Regions from separate parts of the Homo sapiens genome. Here region 2 is linked to region 1. Evidence: chromatin contacts called from ENCODE Hi-C or POLR2A ChIA-PET data. All regions are on one chromosome and are shown on one strand. The core of a region is the stretch at or near the end of the contact, and the rest is flanking DNA. Distances in the headings are between cores, read along the strand shown. Region 1 has its middle 140 kb from the start of ETV1. Region 2 has its middle 210 kb from the start of ETV1.

Evidence for each region. A loop is a pair of places that touch in the nucleus more often than their neighbours do. ChIA-PET counts read pairs that join two places held with the same protein, here RNA polymerase II (POLR2A).
Region 2: a loop to region 1 is called in a map of PC-3, with 4 times the contacts of the local background. The contact joins two enhancer-like sites. A Hi-C loop is called at or near these places in 1 of 168 maps with a recorded cell type or tissue (PC-3). POLR2A ChIA-PET finds 5 or more read pairs at or near these places in 1 of 52 experiments (T-cell).

The regions. Positions count from the first base shown.
Region 1 is chr7:13,848,692-13,851,985 of GRCh38, forward strand. No RefSeq gene overlaps it. Among named protein-coding and RNA genes, the nearest start is that of ETV1, 140 kb to the right of the region's middle. Within about 2 kb of position 1,585, at least 11 of the 41 ENCODE cell types and tissues checked have a DNase peak (open chromatin) inside an H3K27ac peak, as active enhancers do; they include PC-3, where a contact is called at or near this core.
Region 2 is chr7:13,777,590-13,780,883 of GRCh38, forward strand. No RefSeq gene overlaps it. Among named protein-coding and RNA genes, the nearest start is that of ETV1, 210 kb to the right of the region's middle. RefSeq lists an enhancer at 1,076-2,275. Within about 2 kb of position 1,587, at least 2 of the 41 ENCODE cell types and tissues checked have a DNase peak (open chromatin) inside an H3K27ac peak, as active enhancers do; they include PC-3, where a contact is called at or near this core.

The DNA of each region.
Region 1 (3,294 bases), core at 335-2,834:
ACTCCCTCACGTACACAGTGCATGTGCCCTGGCGTGACTCGGCAGGCTCTGATCACCAGCCAATTTTCGGCAGCAAACCCGTATTTTTTTTTTATTCTGAGAAATTATAAAAATAACATTCCTGCCATCACTTCATCAATTCATAAAGTGACTTTAGTCTCTTGCTTTCTAATTCCTTTCATTTCTCCTTTATAAGCCTGCCAATAGCCTGGGCCTTTGCTGGCCTTACATATTTAATCAGAGTAACCAATGCTGAGGATTTTTACAGGGAATTAAGTTTGATTTGTTTTGAAACATTTATTTATTCCATATGGCATTTAAGTGACTGAATTATTTTTGGTGTTGGAATGAGGTTGCATAAACTGGATTCAAATTTAAAACAGACACACACACACACACACACACACACACACACAGCTAAAGCCCAGGAGTAGTTCTGTAGGAAATATCCACTGTAAAAGGAAAATGGACGTACAACTGAGGAATCAGATTAGGAGATTTGGCAAAATCACAAAGATAATTTTGCTAACATTGGAGTCACCAACATAAAGCTCCACAATTTAGGCCAATACTGGGTTGCACAGTATAGTGACATTGTGGCTTTCCTCCCTGGAATCACCATGTCACTGCCATGCTGTTGTGTCCTGGATTTAGCTGACTTTGGCAGGACAAGCCCTCTCTTATCTCTGGGGGGTGATGGGAGAGGGCTAAGCGGCCTCATCCAGTAAACTGCCTTTGCTTTCACAGGTTCAGGATGGTCAGGGGTACAGGCCTAAGCCCTACATTGTCCACAGTGATTAGTAGTTAGTTCAGAGGCAGGGATGTGAATGACCTAATTTTGTCTAATCAGTAAAGCCTAATACTTTTATTCAGTAGTTGAATAAAGATAAAAAGCTCTATTATTCCAGATCTTGTGGTTAGAGATAGGAACCCTGACACCACTGCGGCCATTTTCTTACTATGACAAAACAAGCAAACAGCAACAGTGAAAGAAAAGAAAAAGAGAAAGAAAGAAAGGAAGGAAGGAAGGAAGGAAGGAAGGAAGGAAGGAAGGAAGGAAGGAAAAGGAAAAGGAAAGAAAGGAAAGAAGGAAGGAAGGAAAGAAAAAAAGAAAGAAAGAGAAAAATGCCTGAGATAATTAGAGAATACAGAGCACAAGCCTGATCTTCAAATATTGTCTAAAGTCCACTAACGAAATATTAGCTGTATTGTTTAAGCCAATGTGAGGTGTATTTTTGTGGTGCTTGTGGTGGTGGTTGTTGTTTGGTTGTGGAGTTTTCTTGCATTTCGACTGGAAAAAGATCCTGATACATAAGCAGAGATGCAGAAAAATAAATCTATAATTATAAAATCCGTATGGTGGGGTTCTTCTGCCGGGCCCATTAGAACACGGTATGTTATTTCACACACTCTCTTATTGAAGTAAAATTACCCTTCAGCCCCTAACCATGCTCGGCAGGAGAGACTGTGCTGGGAAGACCACTGTTTCTAATGTATGTTACAAAGTTGATGCTAACAAGCATTTTAAACAAGTTAAGTGCATCACTGCTGTTTCGCCTTCTCGTGGTTAGAGGTGTGAGTCATGCTTCCTGTTAAGCCCAGAGACAGTGCCTGTTTGAGGTTTGATTATTTGGTAACAAAATGGAAAGCACACTGCTGCTGTGTCAGTGAGCTGGAAGCAATCAACATTTACTAGGCTTACACACATGAGAAATGCAAATAGGTTTCATTTGCTGGGATATGGGTTGGTGGCTTGACTCAAACATTTCATACCCCCAGGAAAAAGGAAGTTAAACCACAGGATTAATCCTTGACTAAATCTTGAGGCATTTTTAACCACAAATTAGAAAATTAAAACCAAAATGTATTCTGCCATTCCAAAACCAAAGAGCTAAGCTCTTACTTCAGAGGTTGGCAAACTCCACCATGTTGGCCCATTTCACTTGACTCTTACCTACCTACTGGTTTACTTTTACTGGCTTTCTGCCAGCCTCTCCAAGGCAGAGCCATGAAACCATGACTCCCAGCTGTGGAATCAGAGACTGGGTGGCAATTAGGCTTCAGAGGGCACCAGGAGCTTCCAGTGATACGTAATTGCTGAATTTCTGGGGATAATTACAGGGGGTCTTTGGGCTGTCTGGGGAAAAAAAAAATCAATCTGAAAACTCACAACGTATACGGTTACTGTATTACTGTAAGAATCATAACTTACAAAGTTAAAGATAGTTGTATTCCAACGGCATGATAATGCAGAAATGGTAAAGAAGAGGTAGCATCCATGCCATTCAAGATATAAAGTTCTCAGTTAATAGTAGTTGATAGCGATGATGCTTTTACTTTAAGAAAGCAAGAGAAGTAATAGTTCCTTGAACTCATCTTATAAACGCCTGATTTTATTCCACAGAGATCTTACCAGGAGAGTCAGAATCTTTTAAGGAAACTGCAGCTATCTGTGAGCATTATTAAGTTGAAATTCTTAATATAAAAAAAAAATCCAGACACCAGAGATTGCTTATAGTTTGTTTTAAAAAAATGAATGATTTGGAAATAAGGGATAGAGAAGTAGGTGATTAATATTGAGAACCTGTAACTTACAAGTTACTTCACAAAGTAACTTTCATTCTCACATTTAAAAAAATCAAAATTACAAAATCAGAATTTCAGAGATAAAGGATGTTAATCTATATTTCCACAGAGATTTTGTGGTATTCTAATGAATGTTTCAAGGTGTTGAAAGCAAGATGTATTCATACCTTTCATTAATTTATTCAGTAAATATTTAATGAGTGCTGATACAGTTGCAAAATATATAAAGCTATTGGGCTTACAAAAGTGGATAAAATAAAATCGAAATTTCTGTCTTCATGAAGCTCATCACCTAACAGAAAAAGAAAGCATGGAACTGGGTGCCCCTCTTTAGTATGTGAGATGCAAATTGTGTGCCCCAGTTGTCAGGTCTGGAATTTGATTTTATCCTGCTTAAAACTAATAAGTTTGCCTGTTTCTGCTTCATAGATACTGGCAGGAGACAGGAGACTCCTGGTTTTGAGACAAAGGACTTCATTAATCATGCATGGCACAGCAAGCAGCATAAGCATCAACATGTTTGTGTCGATTTCTCTTGCTGCCCCCTCCCAAGTCCATGGGGGTGGCGCACAATGCCCGGATAGATGCACAGTGGATTGTGTTACAGAGGAGGAATACTGCACCTAGGAGATCTACAATTTTCACAGTAAGCAGTAAGCAAGCCTGCTGCTTGTCATGAAGACATTACCTAATCCCCTGAGGATGCTC
Region 2 (3,294 bases), core at 337-2,836, 71 kb before region 1:
AGCTATCACAAATCTAAAGAGTAAGAAGACAAGACAATTGACTAAGATCAATATTGTATTCTTAATTGGATCTTGGAACTAAAACTAACAAGAGTGAAATAACTGGTGAAATATGAATAATGTCTCTAGTTTAGTGGATAGTATTGTGGCAAACTTAATTTTTTACTTTTGACAAATGTACTGTGGTTGTGAACACTAGAATAAAACAGAGTGAAGGGAACTTGGGCGCTCTGTACTTTGTGACTTTTCTGTAAACCAAAAATTATTCCAAAGTAAAAATTTATTTAAAAATAAGTAAAACAAAAGTTTCTAAAGCAAAGTTTTTCATGAAAGACACATGCCTGAGAGAGTCAACTTTAGATCCAAGTTTTGTAGTCCTAAGTTCTCGTCCCCTGTTTCCTCCCAGTATACTATTCTGTCCCAGGACTTAGAATCTACTCAAGCTGGCAGGGTGCCATGGCTCACGCCTATAATCCCATCACTTTGGGAGGCAAAGGGGCGGATCACCTGAGGTCAGGAGTTCAATACCAGACTGGCCAACATGGTGAAACCCTGACTCTACTAAAAATACAAAAAAAAATTAGCCAGGTGTGGTGGTGTGCACCTGTAATTCCAGCTACTCGGGAGGCTGAGGCAGGGGAATGGCGTGAACCCGGGAGGCGGAGCTTGCAGTAAGCCTAGATCATGCCACTGCAGTCCAGCCTGGGTGACAGAGAGCGAGACTCCATCTCAAAAAAAAAAAAAAAAAAAAAAAAAAAGAAATAATCTATCTAGGATAGTTTCTAGAGTTGATGTCTCAAACTCTAGGTGTCCTGAAGTGAGTGCTATGGCAGAGACATCTTGTTACATTATTGGGGCTAAGTAGAGAACAATGATTATAGGAGTTATAATAATAGTTAGCATTCATTGAATTTCCTGTGATCCAGGCACTGTTCTAAGCCCTTTACATGTAGTTATCTCATTGAACCCACAAAATAACTTTGTAATGTGGAATTATCTTTATTCATTTCCAAATGAAGAAACTGAGACACAGGAAAGTGAAGCAAATTATGACATGGCCAATAAGTGACAGAATCAGATTTCAACCCTCACCAATCTGATACTAAGATAGAGCATCTGACTGTAACTGTAAAAGCATTTGGGCTGAAAGTACAGCTCAATACATCCTTATTAATAATGATGATATTAGCAGGTAACATTTATTAAGATTTTCCCTTATTTAAACCTCACTGCTATCCCTATGAGGTAAGTACTGCTACAGATCAGGTACCCTGGGAAGTAAACTTCGAGACAGGTATTAGAATACAGGAAGTTTATTGGGAAGAGCTCTCCGGATTAACATCTGTAATGGAAGGGGGGGTTAGCAAGATAGGAAAAAGTTGTATTGTGGTATGATCACAAGTCTCAGCCCTTTCTAATTGGATGGAGCACTGGAGCTGGGAGAGCACTGCAGAGCTGTGCAAATTGTGGCAAAGTGGCTGGGGGCATATACACCCTCAGTGGTAGTTCCTGGATGTGGGTGGCACCAAGGGAGGGTTGAGGCCTTGCGTGAGGGCAGGGGCAGTCTCCGGAAGGGGACTCATCTGTGAGTCAGCAGCAGCCACCCTGCCAGGCAACTTCAGGATAAGCACTTCAGTTCTGGAGTGTGGGCAGAGTGCTAGGCAGATTTTGAGTGGTATACCACATATTTATGATTCAAAAAACTGAAGACTAAAGAAAAAGCTACATGCCACAAATAAAATAAATGGTCATTGTATTAGTCAGTGTTCTCCAGAGAAACAAAGCCATTAGGATGTGTGGATCAATTAGCAAATGATTGATAGGTAGCTAGATAGATTATTGATTTATTATAAGGAACTGGCTTATACAATTATGGAGGCTAAGAATTTTAGTCCTAGGAGAGCCAATATAATTCCAGTATGAGTGTGAAGATCTAAAATGCAACAGAGCCAGTGGTGTAAGTTCTGGTCAGAGTCCTAGTTTGAAGGCAAGTGAAGACAGATATCCCAGCTCCCATACAGGCACACAGAGAGAATTCTTTCTTACTCAGCCTTTCTTGTTCTATTCAGGCCTTCAACAGATTGAATGAGGCCCGTCTACACTGAGGAGGACAATCTGCTTTACTCCTTCTACAGATTCAGGTGTTATTCTCATCCAGAAACATCCTCAAAGATATACTACAATAAGGTTCAACCAAATGTCTGGGTGTCCCATGATCCTGTGAGGTTGACATATAAAGTCCACTGTTACAGTAAGTGACATAAGTAAAGCATGGCTTCAAGTCTGTTGGAGTCCATTGTGAATCCTAACCAGTGTGCTATGCTGTCTCAAAATATGCAGGAGCTACTGGGGACCAAAGGAGAGTTTAGGGAGAGTGTGATGGGAGCAAATACACTGATACAATTGCAAGGGCAGCTTCCTAGTTCACTCCAGGAAGTCAAATGCTCCCTGAGAAGTGACATAAGGCAGTTATAAATTGAATCATATTTTGATGTAGTTATAGTGACTCTTAACCACCTATTTAAAACGATAATACAAAATATCTTTATTAAGTGAATAAGGCATTAAATTACTTCTAAAAATTTTACATGCAAAAAATATGAAAGATTAAAAAGGGATGTTCAGATGCATTAGTAGTATAAGAATAGAACTCCCAAACCAGCAATCTCTGACGTTCTGGTACATTGGGCTTTCTTCAACTAGAACTCACATATGTGTAATTAACTCTGCTCATAGTGGCAAGGAAATATAATTCTATGTGCAAACATATTTGTGAAAATTGATATGCTGATATATTTTTATATATTTACTCTAGCTCAAATAATTGAATGGTTAATTTAACTATTGTGAATAACACTCCAAAAAATGTTTCACTTTTTTGGCTAATTTAACAGCAATTAAATGAACTGTTAATCTCTTTTTTTCAAAATTACAGAACTTGTCTTATAATGCATTTGAAAGCCTCTAATTTCCTGTGTATCAAAGAGTGAAGTTTACTCTTTCCATTTTAGATTTAACAAAAGTAGTTAACTGGGAAGATCTAAAGAGAAGTAATTCCAAACAGGATTTCCATTTTACATGGAAATGTGACAAGAAGAATTAAAAGGAGCAGAATGAGGTAATGAAGGGAGAGGTGAAGAAGGACAAGAAGGAAGTGGGAGAGATAGAGGAGCTTGTTTAAGGTTTAATGATAAGAATAGTAAATAACCATGAGGTCATTAGAAATAAAAACAATTTTAGATACTTTGTAATCCACTGCTATTCCAGATTCATATACCCCTGTAAAACTGCTAA